Regions from separate parts of the Mus musculus genome. Here region 2 is linked to region 1. The links are chromatin loops, found by intact Hi-C in ENCODE. Cell type or tissue: gastrocnemius. All regions are shown on one strand. Links, peaks and the distances in the headings refer to the core of each region. The heading gives the core; the rest is flanking DNA.

Region 1 (16,669 bases), core at 5,801-13,800:
CTTTCGCTGATTTGCATATGAGTAATCTGAAGAGTCGCCCCACCCCCACTCCTCCACCTGTTTCTACTCCTCCGACATTTATTCTCCCATGAAGTTGTCCATGCCCCCTTAATGAAGTTTTGGTATCCTCCAGAAATAGAAAGTGAGGATGTGACTTTTATACACACACACATACATGTATACATGTATATATGTGTGTGTGTGTGTGTGTGTGTGTGTGTGTGTGTGTGTGTGTGTATAAAATCACCATCTCAAAAATACACATAAGCCAAAATAGCCTAGGCAAGGAGATAAGTATCCCTGAAAATGATATGAGTTTTTGTGATTTGGACAAAATGAATAGAGAAACGGTCAGACAAGAGAAAAACAGCGGCTAGCCAAGACTGAAGAGTGGAACAAATCTCTAATGTCATTTCTAATCTTGCTGTTTCCTGTTCATACCCCACCTGGCCTACTCATTTCAGGGAGATAAACCTCCTTGCTGCTCCCAGTCTGCTTAGCTGACGATGAAGACCAAGCAACCATCTCAAGGGTAAGGCACTACACAAAGTGATTCCGGAGATACCCAACCTGCAGGAGGGACAAACTGCAAAGGCTGAAGGGGAGCAAGCGTGGACAGTTCCTGCAGAGAATATTACTGTGCTGCAGTCTAGACTGAAAGGCTGGCTCTCATCACGTCTCAGAGGGCCTGGAGGGTTAAGGAGAAAGGTTGGTTCCCAGTGGTAATGCAAAGTCATTGGAGAGTGCCAGAAGCAAGGGTCAGGCTGCGTGGGTCTGGAGTTACAGTTAGTTGTAAGCTGCTAAGAATCAAACCTTGGTGCTTTGGGGTGCCCGTAACTGGATAAGCTCTCTACAGCCCTAGTTCTCAGAGCTCAGGGACTATTTTCTGAAGGGGAATGAGGAAGAGGAGGAGGAGGAAGAGGAAAAGATCACTCAGGGGAGGAGAACAGGCTGAGATTCACAGGTTGAGAGCAGGGTCATGTGCGTTGCATGGGTTGCAGGAGAAGGAAGTTAGCAAGCAGGTGCTTAGTCAATACTGACATCACAGCTGAAAAGCACCCTAAAGAGAAACAGCTACAAGTTTCCTGCTCATCAGCTGTGCGGTTATTTACATACAGCCTAGGAAGGCTAAAGCCCACACCCTCATCACTATTCCCCAGGGCTTCCCCAGTCAAGCTTCTCTTGGGATGCTATGAAATGCTTGGGCTGCGCCACATGAAGCTTCATCTGATTCAGGTTACACTCTGAGATGTACCGGCGGCCCCTGCTCGGAATAGTCTTCCTTGGCTACAGCATCATTTAAAAAAAAAAAAGCCTATCAAATTAATAAGATGAAATCACAGTAATGATTAAAAGTGTCAGTAATAGTAAAACGGGTGCATACACTAGGTTACCTAACTTGTATTATGAGTTGTGCTTCCTGGAGTCACCTCCACTTCAGGGCTGTGTAATTGGAGACATCTCGCTCAAGTAACTTGTGGAAGCTTACGTGTTCAGGAAAGGATACAAGTGGGAGTGAAACCCGGAACGATGCCCCAGTGTCTGCTACACAGCGGCCACACAGGTGGACTGTCAGGTGAGCGTCCTCATCCACTGCCATCAATCACAGTGTGTGGATTTTAAGGCCTTGACTTACTACTGTATGCCCCAGCCATTCTACCCCTACTACCCAAGACAACTGACAACATGCTCACAAAACTAGCAATGTTCTTCATACTAGACTAAATAGAATCATGCAAATGTCCATCGGTCTCAATGGACACACAAAATGCCTTATAGTCATACACTGGACTACTATTTAGTCCCAACAAGAAATGGAGCCATAATCCATGCTATAGTTTACCTGTTTAATTTTTCTTTCCATTTAACATGTATTTACTCTCTGTGTGCGCAAGTGCACACTCATACGTGGAACAGTTAGGGATGTCAGAAGACAGCTAACAATAATGGGTTCTTCCCTTCCACTATGTGGAGCCCAGAAATAGAACTGGGTCTCAGGGTGGTAAGCATGTTTACCCACTGAGCCATCTCACCAGCCCCTACTATAGCTTAGATACACACACACACACACACACACACACACACACACACACACTAGTGTTAAAGTAAAAGAAGTCAGCTCGGCATGGTGGTGCACGCCTTTAATCCCAGCACTTGGGAGACAGAGGCAGGCAAATTTCTGAGTTCGAGGCCAGCCTGGTCTACAGAGTGAGTTCCAGGACAGCCAGGGCTACACAGAGAAACCCTGTCTCAAACAACAACAGCATCAACAACAACAACAAAAAAAAAATAACAAAAACAAAAGAAGTCCGTTTCATTTATACGAACTATCTAGAATATGTAAGTCTTTGAAAAGGTAGAACATAGATTAAGATGGGGTCTCTAGGGTGACTGCATGTGACATTATCCATAAAGATAGGTTCTATAGATTGACTGAGAAAAACAGCTCATGATGAGGGAAGGATCTGGTGAGGTCTCGCACACACAGTGCAAATGTTAACCACTTCTGCTCCCAGTCTTCTGGGCGGAAAACACATTCTAAATCTTTCTCTTTGAAGCTACAACCCTGTGTGTTTAACATTCTTGGTTCCCACAGTGTTTATCTGAAGGTACAACGACCTCTGTTCCTCGTACAGGTTACAGAGCTGGGAACAGAACGGAGACAAGTTTAGTCTGCACGTATAGACACTACTTCCTACCTTAGGGATGGGCTACTTGTTTCTCTCCAAAAGCATTTACTCCTAGCAACACCCATCTCCTCCCACAAATAGAACTAAATAAAGATTCTGTTGCAATTTTCCCATCCAAGTAATGTTTGGAATGAGGGATCTAAAAGTCAGAATAAGGAACACTGGAACTAAAAACATCTATACAAGCCTGCGAGGCTAGATATGCCTGGAAGAGGCTAGATTGCCTTCTCTAAGGTGTGGAGCCAACACATGCTAATGCAGAGCCCTTCCTAAAGGTTGTGATTCACATACTATTTCCCCAACCGGTTACATAGTAAGTGCTAATGGGTCCAGTGTTTCCTAGTGAAGTTCGGAGTTGTACTATAGACAGACAATTCTGGTAGGAGTACGAAATATGGAAAACGCATAGGGAAATACGGAAATTCTGGTCACTGTCTGCTTTTGTTCCCTGGTTACCTTTAAGCGAGATTTGGTGATGGGTTTTGTTGTTGTTTTTGTTTTGTTTTTGAGGCACCGGACTCCGAGGACTTGAAACATTTCCACGCTGCTTCCTTGGGCCTTCCCTCAAAATCACGCACCTTACAAGACCATGCAGGTTGGAATTTGCGGTTCTGTCCCGCCCCGCCCACCTCCCGGCTCCAGGCGCCTGCACCGGAAGAACACCCCAGGCCTCCGCGGGCACCCGAGCGCTTAAGGGAGCCAAAGGCCACGCTGATTGGTTGAAGCTCGTGATCCACTGTCATAGCCAACCAATCCTGGGGCTCTGCCGAAGCAAGGTACTGTCCCTGCGCTGATCGCTCTGGAGCTCTGGCTAGAGGCCTCTGCTGCGGTCACCGTCCCCGCACCGTGTCGCGTGAGTGTTTCGGGTCACAGACACCTGGGAGGGAGGGGTCGGCTCCGTCGCACGGTCCCGCACAGCTGCAGCTCTGGCTGGGCAGGGAAGGCCAGGGCTCTGGGTTCTTGCTGATGCCTCCGAGGCTGACAGGTATTGCCAACCCAGTTCTGTGAGTGTGATCTCTCTGTACCATTGTCACCAAGTTGGGACAAGACTGCAGAGTGCAATGGACAGGAAAATGGAATTCCTTTAGGGAAATACCTATATGACGCTAAACTGGCTCAACAGAGCGAGAGTGGAAACAAAACAAAACACCCCCAGAGGTTATGTGCTTCCTGCTAGGGGACTTGGTTTGGAAGAGTTATTGAGAATGATAGTGATGTTGTGACTAGCCAAAAATTCTGGTACTAAATCAGGGAAGAAATCTGGATGACAGAAATCGTGTAGAATTTCTTTCCTTCTAAATGGAATCCAGGTTCCAAGGATGACCAGGGAAAGTCTGTCTGGGATCTGTACAATCAGGACACCCTTCCCAACACGCCTTTCCAGAGTAATTTGAATCATGGCCTCTTGGAACAGGAGACACGCCTGCCTCCCCATCCTCAACCCAAAACAAACAAACAAACAAAAATCCAGGAGCAGCCTGGACTCACATCTGTATCCTCCATCCTATAGGACATGGTGGTTGTCTGTGTTGCCTGTAATAAGTCAGTTTGGGGCCACGCTTACTTATCGCTGATAATATCGTGTCTCTGGGAGAGAGACATTTGGAGGTATTTGGGACATCCTAAGGAAAGAGTGCAACATGGCTTTGTTAGGTATGGTCAGAAGAGGTTGGAAACACTGTTCAAGGGTGAAGTTACAGGGTGTGGCATGCTCATTGGCAGGTGAGATCTCCAGAGGGACACTCCTGTTTGCCTTCTATATTTAACCGTGTACCTGAGATTTCCCCCGACACATCCAAAGTCCAAGTCCAAGAGAGCAAGGCCCAGAAGGAGGTAAGCCTAAATCCTAGCTAGCTTTTCAAAGTGTTTCTCTTCTCTTCTCTAGACGATTGACTGAAAGATTGTCCGACCACTTCAAGGGATGGAGAGCTAACCCCCTTAGGCCAAGGGACTGAGGGGAGAGTGTGTGTGTGTGTGTGTGTGTACTAGAAAACAGTCGGTTTCTTTGAAGATGTTTGAAGATGCTTGCAGCAGATGTAAAAATTCAACCGTCTGCTCCGACATGCAAAAGAAAACTAAAGGATGTTGAGCAGCCTGACAAGGTTGATCTTCTGTCAAGCATTCCTTATTTTGTGCAATTATTTGTGTGAAATAGAAGCCACAGAGACTATCATGATGGATGATAACACTTCTCCTGCAGGCTCAGCTGGAAATGACTCATGTGAGCTGCCAATACTTAGATAAGAGAGCAAACGGCTAGAGACCCCTCCACGATGAGTGCCCTCTGCCGCTGCTGGTAGGGTGCTAAGTGGGACAGTGAGAGTCAGGAGGAATCATGATGTCCCAGGGCTGTGGAAGGCTCTCTCTTCCTTCCTGGGAAGTAGTTCAGCCTCTGCTCAGCCTCGCAGCTGATTGGCTCAAGGGCTGCTTAATTCCAGGGTGCGATCTTCGTCTTTGTCAGAATACACGGAAATCATTGAAACCAGGCTGTCAGTTCATACTCCCCTGGAGCCCGACTAACAGGGTAACCATCCCAACTGATTCGAACTACCCCTGTTCTCCATGCTCATCTGCTAGGTTACTCTAAACCCAGGGATTTCCTTATGAGGAAAGCTGTGGAAATAACTGTTGTCCGGGATTTCCTCAGATTATACATAAATCCTGGCTGTGAAGCATTGAGACGGGCTGCTGTGGTGGAAAGGTATTTAACAGCCTAAGACAGCACTGAAGAGAGTGGAGATGTTGTGACACGCCCCCCCGCCCCCCCCCCCCGGGCCTTATGGTCTTCTGAAAAACCAATAACTAACCAAAGTGTTTCTCTGAACATACTCAGTTATATTTAGAACAAAGTTAGGAGTTCTTACCCATAGTTTATAGCCCTCTGGGGTAGCTGTTATACCTAAATAACAAGGCCATGCCTGATGTAGAGGGTGGCTCAAGTCAGTTTTTAAGGAAATGATGGTAAAAAAGGCGATATAGATCATAAGGGGAAAGAAAATCAAAATTTGAATTCATGTCCCAGGCTAGTAAAACAAAACAGCCATTCTATTTTTTAATTTTACTGTAAAATTCAATGAACTATATTGAGCATATTATTATAAAAAAAAAGGTCTGTACTTCTTCAGGCTAACCTAAGTGTTTCTGAGAACAGTAACATCGGCTAAGATAAACCACAATGTTCGGTGTATATTCGGTGTAATAAATGCAGTTTTCTCTCAATGGTATTTCCAACTTGCAATGAGCTTATTGTGCTATAACTTCCATTGGAAATAATGGAGAAACTCTACCATGTGGTCATTTTAAAACTCCATTTCTGGGCTGAGGAGATGGCTTGGTGGGTAAAGCACTTGCCATGCAATCATGAAGACCTGTGCTGAAAGCTTGCACATCAATGACGACCTGGGCACAGAGGCACACATCTGTAATTGCAGTGGTGAGATGAGAGGCAGACACAGGAGGATCCCTGGACGCTCCCGACCAGCTAGCCTGGGGTACACAGCTAAGAGGAACATTCCGGAAAGACTGTCTCAAACAAGGTGGAACGTGCAGAACAATACCCAGGGTTACCCTCTGACCTGGAGGAGCGCTGTGGCACACACCCACCTGCACTCACGCACATGAATGAATATATACACTCACACAAACTTCCCATTCCTGGGGATCCATTTGCAAAGGCGTGTGAGCATCCTCACCCTGCCCTTTTGAGAGCCTCGGTAACGTGGAGAGAATGAAGGCGAGGCTGGAGAAAACTGGCTAGGGGGAAATCAGCTGCAAGAGGATGAGACCTGTGTCAGAGAAGGAGGGGAGCATGAGACGTCAGGAGAAATACTGAAGAATTGACCCTAAGACACTTACATCTTAAGACACAAGGTCAAGAGGGACAGACGACAGTTCTGAACTCACATCCTCAGATGCATGGTCTTCCTGTCTGTCAGAACAGCTGGTATGAAGGTGAATCACATTAGACTTATAGAAGGGAAAACCGAGGTAACGTGGCACTGTGTGTTCACAGAGCAGGGAGAGATGGGAAATCATTTCAGTCAGCTGTTCTTGGCTGAGAGAAGGATGCTCAGGCTGGGTAAGAAGTATGCCTGAGGGTAGACAGCTACATAGAATTTACACTGTTCCCTAGGTCATCTCTCTCTCTCTCTCTCTCTCTCTCTCATCCCAGTTGATAGGAGTCCAGAGCCTGTATAAGGATGCACAGAGTCTGTTATTTAAATATGCCTTGCATTTTCCACTTTAGGTCAAGATGGGGTTTATATTCTCGAAATCTATGAACGAAAACATGAAAAACCAACAGGAGTTCATGGTTACGCATGCTCGGCTTCAGGTATGTGCTAGTTAAGATGCCATGTTCCTAATCCTGTTAAGTTTCTAGAATGGTGCTCTAGAGGCACAGTCTCTTCGACTCCCTTTGACTCCTAATTAAGACGCTCCTGGGCTCCATCCTCAAAGACAAGGTGAAGTGGATGACCAAATAACTGGTGAACAGCCCATGTCTCCAATCCAGATACTTGAGCCAAAATTTCTATACCACTAGGTAATTGCTTAGAGTATATTATGAACAGAATATGGCTCTTCCTCGAGGCATTCTGAACTCCTAAAACCTGTGAGTATATTAGGAATATGATGCCTTACATGGAAAGGGAATTTACAATGTGTTCATCTAAAGAAGTGTTATCATGGATTATCAACATGGATCCATTGTAACTTCCAGGACCTTTATAAGAACGTGTGTGTGTGTGTGTGTGTGTGTGTGTGTGTGTGTGTGTGTGTGAGAGAGAGAGAGAGAGAGAGAGAGAGAGAGAAAGAGAGAGAGAGAGAGAGAGAGAGAGAGAGAGAGAGAGAGAATTAGATGTTATACTGTTACCCATAAAAGTCTTAAACATAGTCATAACCTGAGAAGCACTCTACTGGCTTTGAAGATGGAGAGAACCAGGGCCATGGGCCAAAAAATGCAGGCAACCTTAATAAGCTGGAAAAGCCAAAGAAACAGAGAGACAGAGCCTCGCCAGCCCGTTTTGGCCCTTTAACCATTGATCATAACTTGTTAAAGCTGCACTAGGAAACTGTTATAGACTGTGGTACTTGACCTTGGATTGTACAGTAGATGTTTAGAAAAAAAAAAGTCGAACAGATTGCTGAATTATCTAATATAAGCTGTCAAAGTATTTTAAAATATTACACAGCTGAATGTTAAAATGTTCGACCTAAATTGTTTTGCTAAGGTTTTAGACAATGGTCATGATGAGGCCCCTGTGGTCTGTTATGGCTCTAAGAGTAGAAAGCCCTACTCTTGGGCAGTACAAGTGAGAGATAACCTAGACACCCGGATGAATCAATTCATAGCATCCTGACTGTGCACATGACCGGTCCTCGGTCTCCTGGTCTGTACCCTAGAGGCAATACACACTTCCGAGATGCTCCAAGAAGTAAAAATTATGCACATTATATAGAATGTACATTATATAGAATGTGTACTATAATGCCTCTTGCTTATATTAGGTGTTGCTATCATTGCTATTAAAAATATTTTTTAAGTGTTAGGGTTTCATATAGCCCAGGCTAGCTTCAAGCTGGTTATGTAGTCTAAGATGGCCTTGAGCTTGTAGTCCTCCTGTCTGTCTCTTCAGTAATAGGAGTATTGGTATGTACCACCATACCCCACTGATGTTAAAAACTTAAGTTTCGGTGTGGGATAATGGTTCCTTTGGGGAAAAGGGAAAGAATGGGCAAGTCTTACTGTAATGGAGCAATGGCCAGAGGAGACGTATAGGTTAGGAATCAGCCCAGTATCTCAGAAATAAGAATGGCGTGTGGGTGGAAACTACAAGAGTTTCATTCTTATATCAGACTACATGACCTCAGGATCTGTGAAGATCTGAGGATTCTATTCCTCTTTATTCCTCTTGGAAGTTACAGAAAACCAGAGACTCCTACACCAGAGGAGTCCGTCACTGCACGGAAGCAGTGTGAGCTAAGTACCGATGTCACTTCCTCCTGCTACTCAAAGCCCATGCACTCTGTGGATGTGGGTCAGGTATGGGGAACACTGAGTGTCGGGAATCTACTGCTTCTGTGAGGAACCATGAACAGGAGGAGTGTGGAGGCGTTTGCTTCGTTTCATGCCCCAGGGTTGTTCACTGGCACGAAAGCAAGAGATCGCTCAGCTCCGGTAGCTAGGGCCTTGCTTTTTTTTTTTTTTTGACCTACCCATCAAGAATGTACAGAATGTTCAAGGTCCTTGGTGGTCACCTGACTGGCCAGAGGCAAGAGAACGGCTCCAGTTGTACCTTCCAACACACTACCTTCGTTTTCCAGCAGACAGACGTTCTATTTGTCCTATCTTGGATTCCCGACTCTACAGTGGACATGTCACACCTGAGGCTCACGTAGCTTCCACAGAACAAAGGTTATTTTAAACAAAAACTCACCAAATTACTTACCATCAGTTACTGGCTGGTGTGAAATCCCCTCAACAACTTGTATGCTGGAAACCCAACCCCAATATGACTTCATTTGGAGACTGGGTCTTTACAGAGGTGATCAAGTTAAAATAAATCCTTAGGGTGGGTATTAATCTGATATGTTGTTGACTTTTAAGAGGAAATTTAATCATGTGCCCCAAATATGTCATTTACAAGCCAGTGACAGAGATCTCCTCACAGCTTGTCCAGGAATCAAATACATTGATTTTTTTGATTTCTAGATTCCAGAACTGAGACAAAAACAAAAACAAACAAACAAAAACCCTCTCTCTTTTTTTTTCCTATCGTTTAAACTAGCCAGATCGTGGTCTCTGTTTTTTGGGGGGTGAGGGAGGCGCAGTGGTGGCCGGTATGCAGCTTTAGCAAACTAAAGAGGGAAGCACTTGGAACCTGCGTCCAGAAGGGGGCGCTGGTGCATCGAGCAAGGAGCTCCGTGCAGCTCAACTGCAATTTTCTGCTTTTCTCCCTATTTCTCTAAGCCCTGCCAGGAGCATCAGAGAGGTCATGAGTGGGAGAGATTTTGGTCACCATGAGGTTTTTGTACAGAATGGCGCGTCAATTTCACTGCACACTTATCTGTGTGCACGGCAGTATCTGAATTGCATCAGGCTCCTATCCTCACTGCAAACTTTGCAAACCGACCTCATTGGTTAAATTCAGCCCTTCTTCCATGAAAAGAATGCATCCTAAGTGTTGTAGGGTCGCTACCTACATAGTTTCAGGAGTTTAGACATTTTTGCAGATGTTCGGTGATTATTATGACAAGGCCTTTGTTTCCCTCCTCAAGAACCACAAAAAGTTTTGTTTTTATTTTCCTTAAAAAAAAAAAAAAAGATGGTTTTTGAGAATTTCATACAAGGCTTGAGGCTACGGTTAAGTGGTAGAGCATTTTTGCCCAGCATGCACATGGTTCTGGGGTCAGTACTGCTGGGGGTGGGGGGTGGGGGAGGAAGAGGGAGGGGGTGTATAAGATGGAAGGGACTCACATTAGTAGTTACAACGATATTACCGTCAATTTTTAGTTTTCCGGTAGAAACTGCTTCTTCTAACTTCCGTTACTGAGGAGCTATACAGTGCAGTTCTTCACAGTGCCACTAGATGGCACACAAACAACTTTATAACACCGCAAAACCTGGAAAGAATCCTGATTTTATGATGTAGGCTGGAAAGGGGAAACCTAACACAGAGAAAGAAATATACAGATGTCTGCCCTAGTTATGCAGTGGGACTGTAGACAGAGAGCAGTATGGTAATGCAAAGATTAGTGGGCAGCAAAAGTTTGTCATTTGCTGTGTTCAGGGAACAACATGAGAGAAAAACAAAATCCAACCAAACATGAGAGCCCAGGCTGTCTGTGTGCTGAAAAGTTAAGGTAATATAGATTCTCTTAGTTTTTAGTGAGATTGCATTTTGCACATGGAAGATGTAGTGTTCTGACCCTGGTTAATTTTTATTGGAGCCACCTGAAAAGAGGGAATTTCAGTTGAAGAACTACTTCAGTTAGATTGAATCATGTCTGTGAGAGATTGTCTTGACTAACGAGTGATAAGGGAGCGCTCAGCCCACTGTGGGCAGCGCCATTCCTAGGCAGGTAAGTCTGGGCTGCATAAGGAAGCTAGCTGGATAGGAGCTCCTGGCTAGAAAATAGTGTTTTCCACATGGTCCCTACCTCCAGGTTCCAGCCTTGAGTTCTAGACCTGACTTCCCTCCATGATGGATTGCAACCTGGAAAATGAAATAAATCCTGTCCTTCTAACATTGTTTTTTGGTCATGGGGTCACAGTTACAGAAGCAGTTCCTAATGTGAAAATAATAAAAAACACTTCCAGACACACCGTTTTAGACATTACGATGGTCAGCGGTTTATGTGAATTTCTGTAGTGTGCTTATCAAGTGCTAAAATGCCTTGGTAATTTCTTCTCTCAAGGGATCACACATTCTTGAACAGGGTAAAGATGGCAGCCAATGAGTTCAGTACTGTGTTAAGAACCAAGAACGATGTATATTAGTATGTCTGATGACTACAGAATGGCAGGGGCTTTTCTAAAGGCCACATATTCAGTTAACACTTAGTCCTGGCAGTGAACCGATGTCAGCTAGTTAATGGAATAAACATGGAAACATGGGGTTGAGACCTTTGCTCTCTGTCTGTTCTGACATGGTTCAAGTAGTTTATGTAGAACTTTTCTTAGAAGAAAAAATATTTAGATCATGTTTAATGAGCACACTTTTAAATCTATTAGGAAAACTGATGTTAGTTTTAGGTTTATTGTTAGGTTTTGTTTAGAATATTTGACGACTCTAGCTATTGGTTTAGGCGGTTACTTCTTATAATAATTATACCTTTAGAGACATGAGTTTGCTACATATGGGTATACTTTAGTTTTTCAATCATTAAACATTGTTTAGATGCCAAATACTACTAAGACATAATTTTCAGTTATATTTTTCCAAAAGAAAAACGTTAACTTCAAGTTTCATTTGTTTCAAAATTTTTGAACATGAAGACCTCAAAGTTTTTAAAACTACGGTAGAACGAGAGATTACGTCATTACCTTTCTTCTTCCTCCCTCCCACCTGATCCATGAGGTCTCTCTGATGCCTCCTTACTAAGACTCCCACTGCCCTGTGTCTCCTTTGTTGCAGCATGACGCTAATCCCAGATTTCCAACCCCAGGTGAATCATTGTTGCTGTTGTCATTGTTGTTGTTGTTGTTGCTGTCCTTTGAGACAGGGTGGCAATGTAGCCCAACGTGGCCTCAAATTCACAATTCTTCTTTCTGTGTCTCTTCTTGAGTTCGAGAAGGACGGTCATACCCTCCCAAGCCTGGTGCAGAACTCTTATCCTGTGAGAGAGAGAGCTTTACAACTGTGTTTGAGTCCAGTCGTTATAAAGACAACGACTTCTGCACAGTTTGATGGCTCCTTTCCCCTTCTGCACACTGTGTGTTTGTCATGTCATGCAGTCCCGGGATCTTGTCACAGTCTCATCTCACCTGGGGCATCCTCTGAGTTCTTGGCTGACTTATACATTTTGATACGCTGAGTTCACTCTTTACCATAAAGTTTATTCCTGTGACAAGGACAGCGTGTTCTGTGTCCACCCCAGCATCATCCTGTTTATGATCTTTAGAAAGATCTTTAGAAACCTTTCTGCTTCTGCCTTGGAGAGTTCCTTGTCATCACTTTTAGACTGATAACTATGTGATGCTTTATTGGGGATAAAGAGAAAAATGTATCCTGTGGTAGTTCGTTTAGACAGTAGTTCTTAATCCTGGCTGCATACTAGAACTACCTAAATGCCCTGAAAAACACTAAACTAAACTTATGCTGACCTAACCTTCCAGTTAATATTCTGAATAATTCTTTTGATATGTTAGTATGGCTACTGGGACCTTGAAGAGCTCCACAGATGTTTACAGCTCAGGACACAGATGTTGAACGTGCCTGGATCTTGTTTTGATTTAGATGCCTTTTCATAGGAACACAGATTATTAATTACTGTATTTATATCACTTTGGAAGATATGCATTGGTATATGAGTTTGGAAAAAAAAGTAGTCTAGCAAGGATAGGTTTTACACACTCACTATTCATGTGTACAAAGTCATATGATGTATCTTTAACAGAACTCAAAATGAGTCTCAGCTTCTACTGATCAAGGCAATTTGGGCAAGACAAAGTGGCTCAATTGCTTCTTGCTCTTTCTCCTTCTCCAATCTTGGTTTGACCTAGGCGACCGCAGGTGGTACAGGCATTAGAGGAGGCTTCTCTGATTGAGGGGAGCTTCTCTAATGACTCCTAGGAAACATGAGGTGATCTGCTCTGAGGACATTGACCGTGCTCCAGAGGGGAGTCTGGCCATGACTTCTACACTCTTCAATGCTGTGGGTCCTTGAGACCCAGTTATCTTCTCCAGCTATCTCTGGCTCATATTCTCTGCCCAAGTCTCTGCTATGAGTGTAGCATTCTGGTATGCTACCTCCTTCTAATTTTTAGCTATCCCCTGTAAACCTTTTCATGGGAAAGGGAACCATGTGGACACTTATGTAGCTGAGATGAACCCAACTGTCTCTCTCAGGCCTGCCTGAGCCCAGATCTGCCTTGCAACCATTGTCTCTCTACTTTGGATTCCCCCCTCCCAGAATCCTCTCTGTTTAGGGATTCTCCAGCCCCACCTGGGGTTTACTTAGTATGCTCCTGTACTACAACTCCCAGGAGAGGCCACGTGGCTAAGCCTTATCCTTACACCAAAACGCATTTTCCTCTCTCAGTTCCTGCCACGGTAGAACGAGGACACGACGAGAAACTGAGTCACGTTATGTTTCTTCCATCACAAACTCTAGCTTTCTGTTTCTTAGCTTTGCTGATGATGTGTGCTGTCGGGGTTTTAGAATTTAAAAGACAAGAAGAAGCAGTTTCTCTCTGAAGAAAGAGGGGCTTACATTTTATTTTGCTACTGCTCCGTGATTTTTCTTTTTTCTTTTCGTTTTTTTTTTTAAATCCAACCAGGTATTGTGTCCTGTAGTTTGGGCTGTTCAAAGCCAAGAAAGGCACTGATTGAAGTGCCACAAGACAAAACATGTGACAAACAAAAATCTCTATTGACATCCCTCCATCACTGTATGAAGACCTGGCATTTCAGTTTGTAGTGGGTGCATTTGGAAGGCAACATGAATGGAGGGCAGCACAGTGCGTGTTTAGTGACCCAGAAATCTTTCTTCACACAAAACAGAGAAGCCAGGGAACATAGCCCTGACTTGGATCCTTAGCCATACAGTCAAGACCTCAGCGAGCAGGGCACATTGGAAGGAATTGTCACTGCCAAAGGTACAGTTGCACAGAGCTGTTCAGGAAACCTAGTGAAAATCTATTGTGATTTAAACAAAAGAAAACTGCCTCAGAACAAAGGAAGGAGGGAAAGCAGATGTGACACGGTTCCAAGGTGGCAGGTGACTAACTGCCCTTTTGTCTTTTGTGCTTAGCTGGAAAGGCATCTGACCATGCAGAATGAGATGAGAGAAAGGCAAATGGCTATGCAGATCGCCTGGTCTCGGGAATTCCTCAAATATTTTGGAACGTTTTTTGGCATTGCAACCATCTCTTTAGCAACTGGGTATGCTTTACAATTTACTTGAAGAGTTTCTGAAATAACAAAGCCTTTGCCATGGTCGTAGCACTCATTAAGTTGGCTGGAGTAGGCCTTTGAGTTTCGAACCCTGAGTATTATATAAACAAAGGAAGCTCCCGTAGCTTACCCCTCTGTAGAACCAGAGCAGTAACAGCTCATCGTGTCTTCAGTTCCTGACGTTCCTTTTGTCTATTTCTCTCGCCTATAAGTTAAAGAGAGCTCACTTGACACCAAGATGGATGGCCTCTGTGCTCATCCCAGAGGCAGAACTCAATCATAGTAGCTCTCAATCATTGTCTGCTTTCAAAGGAGGAATCTAAGCCTTGAGGTCAAAGGAAGATTGACAAGTCATAGACCCTCCCCTTGAGAGCCAAAAAAATCTGGCAAGATTTGTTGGACAAAGAAATTCAATTGTTCAATTTCTATCGAAGGCTCAGATGAATTAAATAGCCTACGAGATAGAATACATTCTTCCAAAGGTTTTTTTTTTTATTTTAACAAGGATAAGATATGTATTTGCAGGTTATATTTGATATTTATTGTTTTGTTTCTGGAACAGAGCACTAAAGCGAAAGAAGCCAGCCTTTCTCGTTCCTATAGTCCCGCTAAGCTTCATCTTCACCTACCAGTATGACCTGGGCTACGGAACTCTCCTACAGAGAATGAAAAGTAGGTCTTCCTCAACTAGAGCCGCTGTGTCGTAATTCATCTGTGGTTCAGGACTGGGGCTGAGAGATGGCTCAGTTGGTAATGCGCTCACTCTTCAAGCAGGAGGGCCTCAGTTCAGTCTCTAGTACCCATGTGAAAAAGCCAGGTGTGACGGTACAGGTTTGTAATCTCAGTCCACGGGAGGCAGAGACACAGATCTCTGGGGCTCCTGGCTAGTCTGAGATCTTGTGTCATGCACAAAAGCAAACACAGAGATAACATCTGAGGATACTGATGGCTAACCTCAGGCCTCCTCACGCAAGTACACACACATGAATGTATACATGCACCCACGCACGCGCAGCACACACACACACACACACACACACACCCTCCTTATAAATCTTTGACTAATGTGGATTCTGATAGGACCATTTTCCTACAATCCAGACAACCAGCATCTCTTCAGTGGCATGGAGTCAGCTTTTACTAGCTCATAAAAACTGACTGCTAAATGTTTAGAAATTTTGCATGATGGATATGGGGAACACTTGTTTTTTTAAAAATTAAACAAAATAGGTTTATTTATTTATTTGTAATTAAATAAAATAGGTATAAGCCTACAGACTGATAATTAAATTATAATAAACACTAAATTTCGTTTAAAACAAAAAAGCATTAAATACGCAGAACTCATCTGTTTTAAATTATTTTTCTATTCGGTATAATCATAAATTACTTGTATCAATTGTATCTGCATTATGCAAATGTAGACGCAGCATACAGATGCGACAAAAAACCAGCATCACTCATTGGTGGCTTGTGATTGGTCAGGTGAGGAGTATTTACATTGTGGAAACTGGCGACATGCCAAGTCAAGGATTAACCTTGTCCTTCTGCTGATCATCTGGGCCAGGGATTGGAAAACGCTGACATTTTAAACCTTTGGGAAAGAATTCTAATGACTTCTATAAGTATTCTTCCTTTTGCAGACAACTTATTCATTTTTAGTGTCAATTCTCAGTTGTTTGTGTGTGTGTGGTATATTGGTCAGATCAAGGTAATTATAGTGATCGCCTCATGTATTTATCTTTTCTTTTGTGTACTATTTCTGAGACACAGTCTCCCTGTGTGGCCTAGGCTGACCTTGAACTCATGATCGTCTTGTCTTTCCTCCTGAGTGATAGAATATAAGCATGTAATGTGCTTCCCCTGAGTGGTGTATTCCTTCTCCTGAGTCAGATGGGTGCTCAACTCTGAGATTTAAGGTCATGGATCCAGTCCCCACCGTGTGTCCCTGGATCAGCAACCAGGTCCTCTTAGGGAACCCTTAGGACGTCTTCATCAGCTTACCTGTGTCTGCATTTTACTTAAGGTGAAGCTGAGGACATATTGGAAACAGAAAAGACGAAGCTGGAGCTGCCAAAAGGACTGATCACCTTTGAAAGCCTTGAGAAAGCCAGAAGGGAGCAGAGTAAACTCTTCTCAGACAAATGAAGTCACAGTTATCCTCAGAGCACATATCGTGTCTCAAAAGCACAAAGTTGTTGGCTTGAATCATGGTGTTTACAGTTTTTTAAATGATCAAGATTTTGATATGATGCATTTTTATTTTAGAATATTAAAATTCAAAATGAATTTGTTGAACTATTTTAAAATAAAATTTCTAACACTCCACCAAATCATGGCAGTATTCTAAACAGCATTCAA
Region 2 (16,669 bases), core at 8,670-16,669, 47 kb after region 1:
GTAGTTTGTAGTGTTGTGTGCTGGTAACAAGAATCTTAGTATTTAGTGACTCCTATTTTGTCGAATATTTTTTTAAAGACTATGTATAGGTGCCATAATCCGTGTAGGTATTTGAAAAACGATCTATTTGGGTTTCGTCATGATTGAAAGCCCTTAAGCTGGGTTTAGATGGAATATGGCATGTTATCATTCTATCTAGATGATTAAAAAGAAGACTCATGCCCATAACGACTGGGTTCCTCTCAGTCATCCAGCTCATTTGTCTCAGCAACTTAAGCAAGTAACTATGCCCCTGGCACAAGCTATTGCACTGCAATAGTAAACAGACACATTGTATTGCGCTGTAATAGTAGACAGACACATTGTATTGCACTGTAATAGTAGACAGACACATTGTATTGCGCTGTAATAGTAGACAGACACATTGTATTGCACTGTAATAGTAGACAGACACATTGTATTGCGCTGTAATAGCAGACAGACACATTGTATTGCGCTGTAATAGTAGACAGACACATTGTATTGCGCTGTAATAGTAGACAGACACATTGTATTGCGCTGTAATAGTAGACAGACACATTGTATTGCGCTGTAATAGTAGACAGACACATTGTATTGCGCTGTAATAGTAGACAGACACATTGTATTGCGCTGTAATAGTAGACAGACACATTGTATTGCACTGTAATAGTAGACAGACACATTGTTTCAGGGCCTTGAGTTTTACTCAGGTACCATTTCCCTGCCGAGTCATCTCACCAGCTCTATGTGAAATCATTTTAATGCTAAAAGTTGAGCAAAAACTTGGAGGTTCCAAAGTATAATTCTCACTCACTAAATGATGGGTAAGCATCGATGGAAAGATTTCTCTCGTCTTCTTCGCAGGTACGCCCTATAACACCCTGTTCAGTGAGACTTGTTTCTGTTTCTCTTCAGCTGCACTATGTCTTAAGACAGAACTTCTTTTCCACTCAAATCTACGTTTCTGGTGCATTTGTAAAATGCTTTGCTTTTCAACTGCTTTCAAAATATACCCTGCACATTTACCTTTGTAAAGAGAGAGAAGAGAACCATTTTTGAAACAAATTTATGTTGTGTCATGGTTGAATAGGTCCACAAAGCTTTAAATGAAAATGTACCTTTAATACGGACAGAAGTTTCAGATCAGTTAAAGAAATGCAACTCTAACATCAGATCTAGGCATTACAGTAAGGAGGGTCAAAGAACAGTCCCTAATCCCAACAAAGCTTTAAGCAAAAGAGTAAAAAAAAAAATCTCACCAAACTGCAGAAGGACACAATCTGCCGCTGGCGCTGGCTAAAAGTTAGGGAAGGAATGTCTTTGGTCAACACAGCAAGCAGATCCTGAAGAATGGCCCCTGCTCTTCCTATCCTATTCAGTGGTGCTGAGTGAAGAATCATTTTTAAAGAGATCTTTTCGTCAAGTCTTTAGCCGGAGGAAGCAGAAGTCCCTGCAGTAATCAAAAAAAGTAATTTTTATTTTTAAAATTAGCATTCAATTATATGGTTGTGGTTCTATAGAGGAACCGAACCAATAGAATGACTATCTGTTGAAAAGGTATTTATTGGATTGGCTTACAGAGTTCCATCAGGGTGGTCCAACAATGGCGGTCTTTACATTGGAGAGCTGAGACCACAATGCCAGATGCCTCAGCAGCCCAGTCTGGCACTGAAGGCTTAGAGGATTCCTAGAGAGGCACTGGTCTTCATTCCAAACTCGTCTATACTGGAAGCTTGAAGAAGTTGGGTTCTGATATCAGGAAAGGAATTTAGCAGCAGCAGCAGCAGCAGCAGCAGCGTAGATGAATGCACAAACAAGGTAGAAGAACTGGTCAGAGAGAAGGTCCCAGATGCCAAGAGGCTCCCAGGACCCCGCAGGGATGACATTAGCTGAAATACTCCACAAAGAGGAAGGAGAACGTGTTGAGACCATATCCAGATATTAGACATGGCCCCCTGGTTGAGCCACCCACCCATCTGCAAAATTTTAACCCAGAGTTGCTCCTATCTGAAGGGACAAAGAGTGGACAGAGACAGAAGGAAAGGCCATCCAGAGACTGCCCCACCTGGGGATCCATCTCACATGCAGACACCAAACCCAGGCACTATTGCTGATGCCAAGAAATGCTTGCTAATAAGAACCTGATACAGCTGTCTCCTGAGAGGCTCTGCCAGAGCCTGACCAATACAGATGTGGATGCTCATAGCTGACTAGCCGACTATTGGACGGAGCACAGGGACGCCAATGGAGGAGTTAGGGGAAGGACTGAAGGAGCTGAAGGGGCCTTATCTGGCATCAATGGGAGGGGAGGCCCTTGGTCCTATGAAGGCTTGATGCCCCAGTGTAGAGGAATGCTAGGGCAGTGAGGTGGGATTGGGTAGATGGTTAGGGGATCACCCTCATAGAAGCAGGGTAAGGGGGGGATGGGATAGGGAGCTTGCAGAGGGGAAGCCAGGAAAGGGGATAATATTTGAAATATAAGCAAATAAAATATCCAATTAAAAATAAAAATAGATTTTTTAAAAAAGAGTGAACTTTAGTAATCACACAACAGAATTTATAGCAGGCTGGGTTTAGACTTCCTTTGTCAAAGCAATTAATCTAAATTCCTTTACCTTCGCCTCAGGCAGACTCTTCGGACAATGGGAAAAAGCAGCCACGTTCTTCACCAAAATATTACCAAAAATATCTCTAGACTGCATACTAAAAGTCTACTCCTCTGAAACCTCTTGAGTTAGGTCCCTGCCTTTCAAAACACACTCAGGAACACTGTCTTCCATGCTTCTGGTAATAGGGCCCATTAAGTCGCACCACTTTACAAAGTCCCCAAATCCACATCACTCAAACAAGAACATGGTCAGGCCTATCACAGCCATACCACTGGTTCCTGATACCAACTTCTGACTTAGTTAGGATTTTACTGCTGTGAAGAGACATCATGACCAAGGCAACTCTTATAAGGACAACATTTAATTGGAGCTGGCTTACAGGCTCATTATCATCAAGGTGGGAGCATGGCAGCATCCATGCTGGCATGGTACAGGAGGAGCTGAGAGTTCTACATCTTCATCTGAAGGCAGCTAGAAGAAATGGCTCCCACGTGGTTAGGAGAAGGGTCTCATTGCCCACCCTGATAGTGATACACTTCCTCCAACAATCCACACAGGGTCTCACTATGTAGCCCTGGCTGGCCTGGATCTTACCATGTAGACCAGGTTGGCCTCAAACTCATTGAGATCCACCCGTCTCTGACTCTCCAGTGTTGGGATTAAAGGCATGCACCACTACACTCACTGGTTGATCTTTTTTAGGTTTTTTTGAGAAACCATGTTGATGGCCACATTGGCCGTGCTCATTTATATCACCACTTACAATGACTAAGGATTCCTCCTTCCCCACGTCCTTGGCAGTGTTCACACACTGGCAGTGCTTTTGTGACATTAGCCATTCTTGACAGGGACGAGAAAGTATCTTGGTGTAGTTTTACTCAGCATTTCCCTAATGACTAACGATGTTGACCACCTTTAAAAACTATTTATTGTCCACTTTGTTTCTTCTCTTGAGACCTGTCTATTCAGGGTATTAGCATATTCATTGATTCAATACATATTTTTGTGTTGCTTAATCATGGCAGTTTGTGTGTCTTGAATATTTTACTATCGGATATATACCTAGCAAAGATTCCCTTCAATTGTGTATGCTGTCTTTTCACTATGCTGCTAGTCTTGTTTGCTATGTAGGTTTTGTTTGTTTTAATTTCCCAATTCCAGACTCTTGGGGTATTCACTGTGCTACCATAACTCACTTGCCTAAGCCTGCATTTTGTTGTGTTTTCTCTGGCAGTTGCAGTGACTAAGGCTTTACAGTTAGGTCCTTGTTCCATTTTGACTTGGTATTTGTGCAAAGTGAGAGATATGGATCTAGGCTCATTCTTCTATGTACCAATGCCAGTTTCCCCAGCACCCATTGTTGAAAGAGGTGTGTTCCCTTGCTCTGATTTTTTTTCTCCTTTGTTATAAGCAGTGCTTACAGCTGTGGGGGTTTATTTCTGGGTTCTTTTCTCTGTCCCGTGGTGCACACGTCTGGCTCCGTGTTGGGACCCTGCTATCTTTGTCACTATTGCTCTGTAGTATAACTTGAGATTAGGCACCATGCTATCCAACAGTGTTCTCTTAGCTTTGTGTTTCCATATGAATGTGAGTTTTCTTCCAAGCTCTTTGAGTAATGTTTTTGAGATCTTGAAGGTAATTGCATTGAATATGTGACTAATTTTGATACTGTACCCACCTTCACAATATTCTGTCAATACAGCAGCAGAGAAGACATTTCCATCATCTAGTGTCTTCTTCAATTCCCATTTTTGTGTCTTATTTTATTACAGAGATCTTTAATCCCGTTCATTAGATTTATTCATGGATATCGTTATTTTTGTGAAGCTATTATGAATAGATATTTTTCATTTCTTTATCAGCCAGCTTATTGTTGGTACATAGAAAAGCTACTGACCTGTGTATTATGGTATTAAATAATGAAACTTTGCCTGAAAGCACTTATCAGATTCTAGACTTTTCTTGTAGAAACCAGACGTTCTTCTAAGTATAGTATAATGCCATAAGCAAATAGAGACTATTTTTTATTCTTTCCTATTTGTATCCTTTTTATTTTCTTCGCTTGTCTTATTACTGTTCTGAGACTGATTTTCTCATGCCAAGTTTAAGTTTCAGGATCTCAAAGCCACGGTCAACCCTTACTTACTTCAGTACTCATCTTGCTGGAGTCTAGTCTCTGAGCATTTCTCCAGCACAGACCATTGATCTAGCTCTTTTGGCACGTGTGAACACTCCGCTGATGGCTACAACTGATGTTGGTCAGTAAGACAGACACATCTGGGTGCCCACTGTAGCCCAGCTCCTTCTGTGAGTCTGTAGTTCTCCCTCTGTGGGTGGTACTTCTTAAGGTTCACACGTACCAGTCCTTGCCTTAGGATGCAACGACGGACTCTGCATTTTATATATCAAACCCACAGGGGATTCCCTCCTCTGTTTCAAAGCAGCCACCCATGAATCACTGTGCGCCTCCACAGCCTGACAATAAGATCCTGTTGCTCTTACATGTTGAACTCTACATGTTGAACTGTGAACACTGAGACATCAAGCATGTACTCAAACGGAGGCTTCATCTCTGCGAAGTTTGATGGTTCTGGAAGGTGATATCCATGCTACCAGAGGGGGGAAAACCATTAGACTCACCCTGCTGTGACTCCTACAAATTACAAAAACAACTGTCCTGACAAGATAAATCCACTAGTGCAATAATGGCACAAATGTTACAGGAGCAACCAACCACCTTCTGATTAGATTAGTCCACTCCATGAGATAGGACCCATCAATAGTACTGTTAACAGGGCCAAGAAGACTCAGCTAAATAGGCTTTAGGCCCTAAAGGAGAACCTACCACTGTTTCTTTGCTAAATGAGCATAGTATTAAAATAACTTCTAATAACTTATTGCTATGTGCACGAATCAGTACATCTCTCTGACCTCATAAGAGAAGTTTCCTCTTTCTATAGATGACAGTTAACACAGAAATCCTCAACTGGTCAATACATACTGAATAAAAAAAAAGTATTCTCCCAACACAACAGGGCAAATGCACATACGAACTCATGGTGATTATCAACACATACACAAGACTTGCACAAGTTCAAGCCAGATAAAATCCTAGCATAGAGGTGGGCATGGTATTTCCACTACAAGCTGAGGAGCTATTAGCACTCGATAGCTGTTGAAAGAGGAAGAAGTTTAATGATGTAGCCCCTGGTAGGTTTACCACACTCCAGGTGTAGTTGGGCAATACAACCTGGACTTGGGAGAAGAATAAGGGGGCAAGGATGGTAAGAGAGACTTAAGGATGAATTTGATCAAAATATACTGTATATAATTATCAAATAATTAATAAAACATTTAAAATCACAATATAGGATCAGTGGTTAAGACTACTTGCTGCTCATACAGAGAATCTAGGTTCAATACCTAGTTCCCACATGTTGCCATGAAACTCTCTATAACTCCAGTTCTAGAGGATATGACACTTTCTTCTAGACCCTGGGATCACCAGGGACATATGGTGCATTGTATGCACGAGCGCACACACACACCTATACCTATATAGGTAAATATACATATAATACTTTAAGCACAATAAGTGGATAAAAAGTGACAAAATCCAACTTCTTTGATAAAAGCCCTGAAGACACCTGAAACAGAGTGATCATGCCTTAATATGAAAGGCAATATATCCCTATTTATACTGAATAGTGGAAAACTGATAGCATGTCCTCTAAAATCATAAATATGACAAGGGCATCAATTCCTACCCTTATCCAAGATTAAATGCTTAACCAGAGTAAGCAAGCAAGAGATAGAATAAAATGATAGCAAAAGGAATAGAAATAGAAAGACCGGTGTACAGATTCCATGACCCAATACCCTAAGGATCCAAAGATTGCATCAGGAGAACCTTATTTCTGATAAACAATTCAGACCTATGTACAAATTCTATGATCCAGGCAAGAACCCAACAGAAAGTTCTCAAAACATAAAATGTAAATGGTCAAATATACACTGGAAAAAAAGATTCAACACCTTAAGTCATAACGGTAATGCAATCCAAAACTATAGGTACCCCAACACTGAGATACACCACTATCCAGCAAAAAGCTATAAACACCACCATTCACTTGAGTTTATGAGACAGTTTCATCTATATATACAAGTGTGATGGTCTAGGTGATTACACAAAGGAAAATAACCTATAATACGATTACAGCAACCTTCCAATCTTGTGAGAGCATGCTAAAGGTCCAATAATGTAGTTACTATGACAATACATGGAGCACACAGTCCACCCCAGGTTCGGGGGGGGGGGGCTCCTCAGATGTAGAAATGTAGGTATTTCCTCATCTCTATTATGTAATAAAATTGTTTAGTTAGAACTTAAATATTTACCAGAAGTTACAACTGTAAAAAAATTCACTTTCAGGAGGAAAATTAGGACTGTAAGACGGCACTTTGCTAGAGTAAATTTTGCAGTGCTACCAGCAGTGTGTGTGTGTATATATATATATATATATATATAAAAATATCACAAATTTTTATTTCTAAAGGAGTGGTTCTCAACCTGTGGGTCGCAGCCCCTCTGGGAGAGGAATGGCCACCTCACAGGGGTCTCCTACGACCATCGGAAAGTACAGATATTTACAGTGTTATTCATAGCAGCAGAAAAATTAGTTATGAAGTAGCCATGAAAATCACTTTATGGCTGGAGGTCACCAAAACATGAACTGCATGAAAGGGCCACAGCATTAGGAAGGCTGAGAACTGCTGTTCTAAAACCAAGTACCCACAATAGTATGGGATTATCTAATGATTATAGAATACCATCATCTGACATTTACATAATTATAAAATTCTGAAAAAAGCTTAATTTCTAAGAAATATTAGCTTGAAGAAACATCTGATACCTGCTTCTCATGTGGCACTAAGTTCTAACTATGGGAATAATTTCTTTATGTGTACCATTCAAACCAAAACTAAAAAGATTATGAACTCTCAATGAGAAGTCTTTTCACAACTTTGAATTTTACAGTTAGACTGTCATCTCATTCTACAATCTTAAGAATATGCATGCAAGATTCTTTAAAAGTAAAATTCAAATATTTTAAAAAGCCTAACAATGTAGTTTATATTACGATTTTTAAAAATAAGTAAATGTTAGTCTTTTATGAAAATGTTAAATTTTAGTACAAAAATCTCAGATCAATTGTATTATATGATACACTACTTCTATCCTAGATGCTATAGAACTAAAAACTCTCTCTCTCTCTCTCTCTCTCTCTCACACACACACACACACACACACTTACTTCCTTGAGATCTGAGAAATTACATAAAAATAAATCTGACTTCCATTAAAATACATATTAGATTAAAAAACAAAACAAAACAAAACAAAATCCACTAGTCTCACCACCATAGATGGTTTCTGTATATGTTACCTACTAAAATTCTCAAAGGATGTGAGAGGCTCGTCTCTTCAGCGCAACCAAAACTCTTTAAGTCCACGTTCAAAAACAGAACACACCACTGAAAACAGAATTTTTAAACAAATTACCAAATATTTAAAATCTTGTATAAATAACACACAAAAATCTTGTTTTATTTTTGACATGACATTGTCTAAGAGGGAGCAGCACGAAGGATGATAACAATTATTTATACTTTGAAAAGATGTACGCTCTCTCTTCTCATCTCGAGATGTGCGTCACACGCCTGCTGGTATTCTTGAATGGGATGAACAGCATGTGCCCCACACCCTTCCCTTCCCATCTGTCTGGGAGACGCTGAGGAAAGGACGTTTCTCTCACAGCTGTAATGGCAAACCTGGAGGCCTCTCACACAGTCTTTGGCCATGTTCCAACCCAGAAAGCATCTTAAAGAGCTTGTACATTTTACAAATTATGTATGGCTTATGCTTCAATTTAATGTATAATGACAAGTCTTAGGGATTGAAACATCTCATTGGCAGTTAACAGTTCAAGGGAGGGAAGTATTTCTGGCATTCTTAATCTCAAAATTATAAAAGGATTCATTATATTCATTATAGTCATAGAAAAAGTTGGAGACAGTTCTATTTAAAAACACATTTACCATAAACACAAGGAAAACAAATAAGAAAATAGATTGTGCTGTGTCTTTGTAAGATTGTCCCATTTCAAAATTCTTTAGGGTCAGGAAGATTTCCTATACAAGTAAAACTAGACCTTTGTTCCTTTTGCTTTGAAAAATATTTACAGTGGCATGGAACTACAGGCCCTAACAGAGCAGCAAAGATGAGCAAGAAAGAAAAGGTATTTAATTTTCTGAGCATTTTAATTTGTATCATGAAGTTATTATAGATCACCTATGGAAAAATTAGAAAACATTAACAAACATCAGCCCTCATGTAAATCACACAAGAGGCCAAAGTATTATACACTCCACGTGGTAAAAACTGTACATGTATGTTCTGTGTATTTCCTACACTGCAAAATTTACATTATAATTTTTTCCATTTCTCAAAAAAGCTGAGTTGAAAACTGTCTATTTTCTTCTTCTGCCAGAGGAGATGCAGAGACTCTGTGGTGAGCTCCATGCATCAGCCCACAAGCATGCTGCCAGACTTGAGCAGTGGTTTTTACAGATGGTGTAGAAACAAACGCACGGCGTTTCCAAAGCTTTGAGCAGACGGCGTCACAGTTTCTTCTGCCTAGCTAGCATCATGATAAGGATGTGTAGACACAAGGCTACAGAGCTTTGTTCTGGTTCTGGAAGTCTGCTTGGTCTCTGAGTGAAGGCCATCTCTTTCACGCAGCTATACTGTCCCGGATTTGATCCACCCGAAGGGAAAGGTCCCTGAAGGAGGGACGCTGGCTCACATTGTTGTTCCAGCACTCTGTCATGATCACATAAATCTGTACAGTGAAAAAGTGAAACCAAAGTGAGAGTGACCCAAAGTACCATGGTTGTTACAGGATGACATGAATTTGGAAATCTTAATTTACGTAGGCCAATAATAATGCTACGGTTATACCTTGAAAAGGAAATCTGTGTATGTTCTCAATAAAACAAAGAAAATGGATAATTACTGTGGATTAAAAAAATTGTTGGATCAGGGAGATGGCTCAGTAGACAAACAGGACTGTACACAGAGCCTGGTAATGAGAGTCAGTCCCTGGGACCATGCAAGGAGCCAGCAAAACAGCACTAGTCTCTAATTCCAGCACTAAGACATGAGAGGCAGTCATGAGGACCAACCAGCCTGGTGGGCTTAGTGCAGCAGTAGAAACAACAGAAAGTTTGTTTCAGCAAGGCAGAAGGCAAGAACCAACCCTGGAAGGTTTTCCTCTGATCCCAATGTGCACTGTGGTATGTATGCCTGTAGTCACACCTCCCCTCCCAACCCCCCACCCCCATACCAAGACACCCACCTCCAGGACACACACACCAAGACACACACACTCAAAATACTCACACAAACCATACATATATACATAGATGGACCCACACATACACGCACACCTTTTTCTTACACATGCATACAGAGACACACACACTCACACACATTATATAGACACACAAAAGAATGAATGAATGACTTTAAAGCTTGTTACCTCATCTGGGCATCCTTCTGGCCTTGGCAATCTTCCGTTGCTCTTCAGTAGCTCTATCAAATGGAACACAATCATTTGCCCTTGTTTATCATTGCCAATCATTCGCATAAATTCCTGAAACAGAAACCAGTTTTAAATGACTTGCTAAATAATTACTACACTAATAAAACAAATGCAAATTAGGATAAAATAGATATAAGAATTTTTATATTAGGTTGGTAATATTTCATTAAATATATAATGTGAATAGAGAATTATTCGGCCCTCTCAGTGCCGTGAATACATAGCCTGATGCAGCTCTTCTTTTGAAACAATCAACAGCGATTTACTAACTCATAACTTCTCACTAACAAGTACACTCTTCTTCTAACATGATAGCCACAAACAAAAGTATTTATTTATGTATAAAAATGGTAAATGATTATCCAGAAATATGCGACTTTGTGTCAGAATGGTACTGGATAACTAAAATCATACTTGCAGTGAGTAAGTACAGATAAGTACAGATAAAGTGAGATATTATGAAACGATGTAATAATTAACAGGACTTCACAGGAAGCTACAAAGCTCAGTCATATAAAACAATAGGTATTTCTTTCTAAAGTTTCATTTTTATATATAAGTCTGAAAGAAAATGTTACTATATTAAAATGGTTATCTATGAGTAATTTCATTAAAATAATTTCTATTTTTTTCATACTTCCCTATATTGAAAGAAATATATATGTACTTCCAAAAGTTTACTTTAGGTTGTGCAATGCTTCCTAAAGTGTACGGGCACACTCAATGTAACTTCGATGCCACTGAGGTGTTCTGGAGGCCTGGGCCCTGGCAGCGCTGGAATGATGGGCTCTGTAAGGGATAACACCAGGCTCCCTGCGGGTTCCACTTCCTGGGAGAGCGAGCTGCTCTACAGGAAGCAGAATGCTGGCCCTCCTGGCTCTCAGCCGAAGCCTTGCCTTGTGATGGGTTTTTGCAGTTAGTTCTCTTTCTGCTTCTCTGCCATGTTGTAAAGATCCCAAAGGGTCCTTGGCTTGATAATGGAGTTTCAATCTCCACAACTGCAAGCTTTTCTTTATGAATTTACTCAGTACCATGTATTTTGTTACAGTCACAGAGACAATGGACAAGAGGATACACTGAATTTAGTTGTTTGTAGTTATTTTGTTGGGTATTATTGAATATTGTCCCCAAATAAATAACAACAGGGTCCTAAACTAGGTTGTAAACATGTTACTCATCTTTGGATAATGCCTTTCTTGTGCTTAAAACAAAAGTTAAGCAGCAGGAGAGGGCTCGGGGAGCTACGCCACTAAGAAGCGCACTGACCACGGGTGGACTTTTACTCTTCTCGATGTATGTGAAAAGTTCGTATAGAACCACTCCAAAGCTCCACACATCTGAGGCCACAGAAAACTTGCTCTCCGTCAAGGATTCAGGTGCGTACCTGCAATATTGCAATCATTTAGAAGAGTTACTTCATGGAATGACACGTTATATTGGAGGGGGAAACAAACAAATGACAAACACCCAGGGGAACAAAGGGGACAGAAGGCCTGTTATCTGCTCCACAGACCTTTCCCATCTGGCCTTTGCTCTGCTGTTCTCCCCAGTGATGAACGACAGCTATGAATCTGACACATGCTGACAGTGGGTCCTCCTAACAATTCAGAAAGCCTGGTCCCGAGACGTCTGACACACAAAAACCTAAACACATTGTTTTTCTTTTGTTGGCACACCAGGTGTTAAATGATAAGTTTTTCTAAGACCTGAAATGCGAGATGCTCTTAAGTTGTTCTTTTAAAGAAATCCAGATTAAAAATAGGTGGAGGAAATATAGTTTCTAGCCAGAAATGTAACTTGAAGCCTTGAGAATCAGGAGGGGAGGGGCTGAAGAGATGGCTCAGGGCTTAAGAGCACTGGCTGCTCTTCCAGAAGTCCTGAGTTCAATTCCTGGCACCTACATGGTGGTTCACAACCATCTATAACCATAGTCCTATGGAGTCTGCTGCCCTCTTCTGGTGTGTAAATGTACATACAAGCACCTATATACATAAGGTTTATAAATAAATAAATCTAAAAAAAAATCAGAAAGGGAGTGATTATGGAAGAGAACACAGAAAATACAAAGCCACAGGAAAGTGGTATCCCAGTCAGAGGTGGGCAGTGGACCATGAGTTTTGTAGTTCCATGGACAAGCATGTCTTTAGTATAGAAATAGCTACAGAGACCTGTTTGACTGGCTAGACAGAAAACATGAACAAGCCTTAGAGGCAGGTCACTCTCTGTGAGTTCAAGACCAGTCAAGTTCTAGGATAGCCAGGACTACACAGAAACCTTGGCTCCAGTATATGTGTGTGTGTGTGTGTGTGTGTGTGTATGTGTGCCCACACACACACACACACACACACACACACATATATAAAACACATTTATTTAATCTTTAACCTTTCCTTCAAAACCTAATTTAAGTTTTACTTGCACAAGTCCTTCCCTAAGTAGTCAAGCTCACTAATCGGGCTGCTTATTGCACATCTAGACTTACAGTTGTACTACACAAACATGCAACCAGTACGGAATCTGTGTACTTAGCTTTTTTGTTTTTTTTTGTTTGTTTGTTTTTTTTTGAGACAGGGTTTATCTGTGTAGCCCTGGTTGTCCTGGAACTCACTCTGTAGATCAGGCTGGCCTCGAACTCAGAAATCTACCTGCCTCTGCCTCCCAAGGGCTGGGACTAAAGGTGTGTGCCACCACGCCTTTAATAGCTTTTTATTCTATTAGCAAAATGTAATCTCCTTAAGACAATGCTATTATCCTATATCCTAAAGTGCTTTTCTCCCTCCTTTCAAAAAGCTGGACAGGTTTTTCTATGTACCCAGCTTGGCTCAAATTCCAGCCTTAGCCTCTCAAGTACTGAGATGACAGCCATCCTGTTCTTATGTTTTTGTTTTCTAGTTTTAGGGCTTTTATTTTGTTTTGTTTTTAGCAAAGCGCTCTTTGTAATTAATTTCTTGGTTACATATTGCCAACCCCCAGGTACATTCATTACCTAATGCTCTTTTACTTAGACAAAGATAAATCAAGTCAGGAAAAGGCTCACTTTTCTCTGTGGGTCTTAAGAGGAAGACTTTTTCCCTCCTTTTTTTGTGTAGTATTTAGGGAACTTGTACATTTTATGTCTCTTTGAAATGCTCTTGCTTAAAAGCCACTGTCAGTTTTATGATCCAGAAACATAATTAGCAACCACCTAGGAACTGTCTTTTGGAAATCATCATCAAAGGTGGCAATGCCCCTTTCTTCTGGTTTCTTGGGGAGGGGAGGAACCCAAGTCGGCCAGAGCCTCGTTCCAAGTGCTAGCCCATGTCACAGTATGGTGAGACCAGTACCCGGCGCAGGGAGTCACACGGTCACCCAGGGGATTTAGGATGAACTATGTGTGACAAGCAGTGCGGTTCAGTCCTTTCACTGGAGGAATAATGCCATGCAGTAAACGTGTATGCAGTGGGCTGTTTCTGCCTGAGTACAGAAAAATGTAAGATTTCTTTCCATCTCGGAGATCTCTTATTACACGGGGATTGTTTAAATGCAACAGCACACACATACTTAATCCTTATTCAACAATAGGTCCTTTCTGTCTCCTGCTTTCATAGACGGGTTTTGAGTTGAGAGAATGGGTTGGCCTTAATTGTATTTCTGCCAACATTTCTTTTCTCTCTGCTAAATGTAGTTTCCTGCAGTTCTATCATTTAATCCCTCCCTCTCATGCTACCGTGTTTCCTATAGATGATATTGCCCATGCTTCTTCCAAAGTCTCCTAAACACAGTCCATTCTCTTGGCTCTAATATATCTCGTTTCCACATTAAATACCTGCAGGTAAACAGAACTCCATCTTCCCAAATCCTGCTGAGTGTTTGGCTTTGATTATACAATAAATGGAATCACAATCTATACCCAAGAAAGGATTCTTAGGAATTTTTAGAGATATTTTACATTTTTTGTATTTATGTGTACATGTGTTTGTTTATTTGCACATGTGTGGAGGTCAGAGACAACCCACGAGTTTATGTTTTCTTCCACCATGTAGATCCTGGGGAACCTAACTCAGGCCTGCTGCTGAGCCTCTGGTTGGCCCAGGAATTATTTTTAACTCTCTCACTGCTGTGTGAAATAAGCCACCATGTCTTTTCAGAGTGGTCTCCTAGCTTACTCTCTCTATCATTACAGTCGTAGGCCACAGCCTATGACTACTGCAGAGTAACCAATATGCACAGACTGCCCAAATGACATCTGTAGTAAGAACAGCACACGCCTTCCCTGTAGGGTGAAATTCTGCTTCAACATTTCTTTTTCTTTTTAAAGACTTATTTTATGTACATGAGTACAATGTCTCTGTCTTTAGACACACCAGAAGAGGGCATCAGATCCCATTACAGATGGTTGTGAGCCACCACATGGTTGCTGGGAATTGAACTCAGAACCTCTGGAAGAGCACTAAGTGCTCTTAACCACTGAGCCATCCTCTCTCCAGCCCCAACATTTTTTTTCAATACTGAAGTAGAAGCACTTTTCCTCAAGCTCTTAGTACCAACCCCTAAAACATGCTGGAACATGCCAAGAGATGAAAGCAAAACAGCATCTTGAATAATTAAAGTATTAAGGAGGACAAAGATTTATTTTTAAATAAAATCAAGCTTTAAAAAAAACAAACCATGACTAACTTCTATGGTTAAAAACTGCGTGTGATTTCTTTCATATCTTAATTTTGTTTGCTAGAATTTGACTGTGTTCTCTCCAAAACTCAGGTGTTGAAACTCAATGGTCAATGTAGTATAGGAAGGGGCTCCTTAGAGAAAGTGGAGAATCAGAGTCAGGAACTCCAGAACAGGCTGCATGGCGCTGCCCTTCCACCTTCCTCCATGGAAGAACACGACGATGTGGAAAGACTCGATGAACAATGTGTCTTACTCATGTTCATATTAACTGCCCGCCCTCGGGACTTATGTCTCCACATACTCAGGAAGCCAGGTGCCAAAGCTTATATTGTCTGGTGGTTTTTACCATGACCAAAAGAAAACTAAGGCATGCATTTAAACATCAGGAAAGAGCGTCACACAGGACGGGCTCTGCAGCACGTCTCACTGGCTTCATGACGCCTACAGAAGCACATATTCTCTGCGATTCTGGATTGCTGATGCTAGGAACCACGCACTGGACCTTCTGTGTGCTCCTACCAGTATGTCTGCATTTGCTGTTGTGTCGTTGCACATGAAGGGGATGCGTGTACAGAGCATGTGTGCCTATGGAGGTCAGAAGACAACCGTGAAGATTCGGGTCTCTCCTTCCACTTTCTACCTGGATCTGGGGATTAACTCAAGTCAATACAGCAAGCACCTTTATAGGTGAGCCACTTCACTGACCTACTACTGCTAGTTTTTCAAAAATAATATTTCACTTGCAGGTATGACTCTGTGGGTAAGGTGATCACTGTAAAAGGCATGAGGACTGAGTTCGGATCCCCAGCTCATGTAAAAAGCCAGGGAGAGCAACCTATAACCCAAGCACTGAGGGACAAGAAAATAGGCAGATCTGGGTACTTGCTGGCAAAAATGGCAAGTTCTGTGTTTAGTCTTATCTCAAAAACTAAAGTGGAAAGATGAATAGAAAATAAAACCTAGCCGGGCTTGGTGGCACACGCCTTTTATCCCAGCAGAGGCAGGCGGATTTCTGAGTTCAAGGCCAGTCTGGTCTACAAAGTGAGTTCCAGGACAGCCAGGGCTACACAGAGAAACCCTGTCTCGGAAAAAACAAAAACAAAAAACAAAAAAAGAAAAGAAAACCTGATGCTAACTTTGAGTTTTCACATAACACACACACACACACACACACACACACACACACACACACACACACACACACACACTTGAACAAAAGACAGTTCTTGGCCAGGAAGAAAACTGAGCCAAGACTTTCTCTGTTAGAAAGTGAGTCTTTTGGGGGTCAGGGGGTAAATAGGTATGGTGTTGCAGATGGGTTACAGGATGGCTATTCTAAACAACAACAATTTTTTTTTAAAGGCAAAGAACCCTTAATCTTTTGAACTTGATTTAATTATATATAATAAAAGGTATTATTAAAACATTGTACTTAATTTGAAATGAGTGACAATCTGTTTCTCCAAGTTCTGAATAGATCAGTTCAAATAAAGTATCACTACAATAGTGCAATAGAAACATTTTAATTAATTCAAAACTGTTTTGTTTTTTTCTTCCCAGAAATGAAGAGAAAAGAGTAACTACAGATTAGCTACTAAATCCATTTCTGAAAGTCAAGTTGGTTTTATTCTTTATTTTCAATACTAGTGAGAAAAAAAATACATTTTCACCTAAGAATAGATAATTTTAGTACTGGCTCATTGTATACGTTTTAGTTACTTATCC

The links. Peaks named below come from ENCODE experiments on the same cell type or tissue, not always from the same donor. Only the 100,000 strongest peaks of a DNase experiment are listed, where the experiment ranks them.
Region 2: it touches region 1 in a loop (2.5-fold over the local background); 10 of 42 quality-filtered maps call a loop at or near these places.

What each region holds. Positions count from the first base shown.
Region 1 is chr19:29,348,671-29,365,339 of GRCm38, reverse strand. It overlaps Plgrkt (plasminogen receptor, C-terminal lysine transmembrane protein), which reads left to right and starts at 3,469. Exons shown (of 6, transcript NM_026362.2): 1 at 3,469-3,543; 2 at 4,413-4,523; 3 at 6,937-7,023; 4 at 14,166-14,296; 5 at 14,871-14,980; 6 at 16,335-16,663. The coding sequence starts at 6,943. The coding sequence ends at 16,456. It also overlaps a transcript of Cd274 not described here. In gastrocnemius, for the core only: a CTCF peak has its summit at 10,271 (motif pointing right); DNase peaks (open chromatin) are centred at 9,586 and 10,261; H3K4me3 peaks cover 739 bases; H3K27ac peaks cover 633 bases.
Region 2 is chr19:29,304,604-29,321,272 of GRCm38, reverse strand. Jak2 (Janus kinase 2) reads right to left here. Exons shown (of 25, transcript NM_008413.4): 23 at 11,561-11,678; 24 at 10,232-10,345; 25 at 8,178-9,532. The coding sequence ends at 9,425. Among named protein-coding and RNA genes, the nearest start is that of Insl6, 12 kb to the left of the region's middle. In gastrocnemius, for the core only: a CTCF peak has its summit at 12,255 (motif pointing left); no DNase peak of the experiment used is centred there.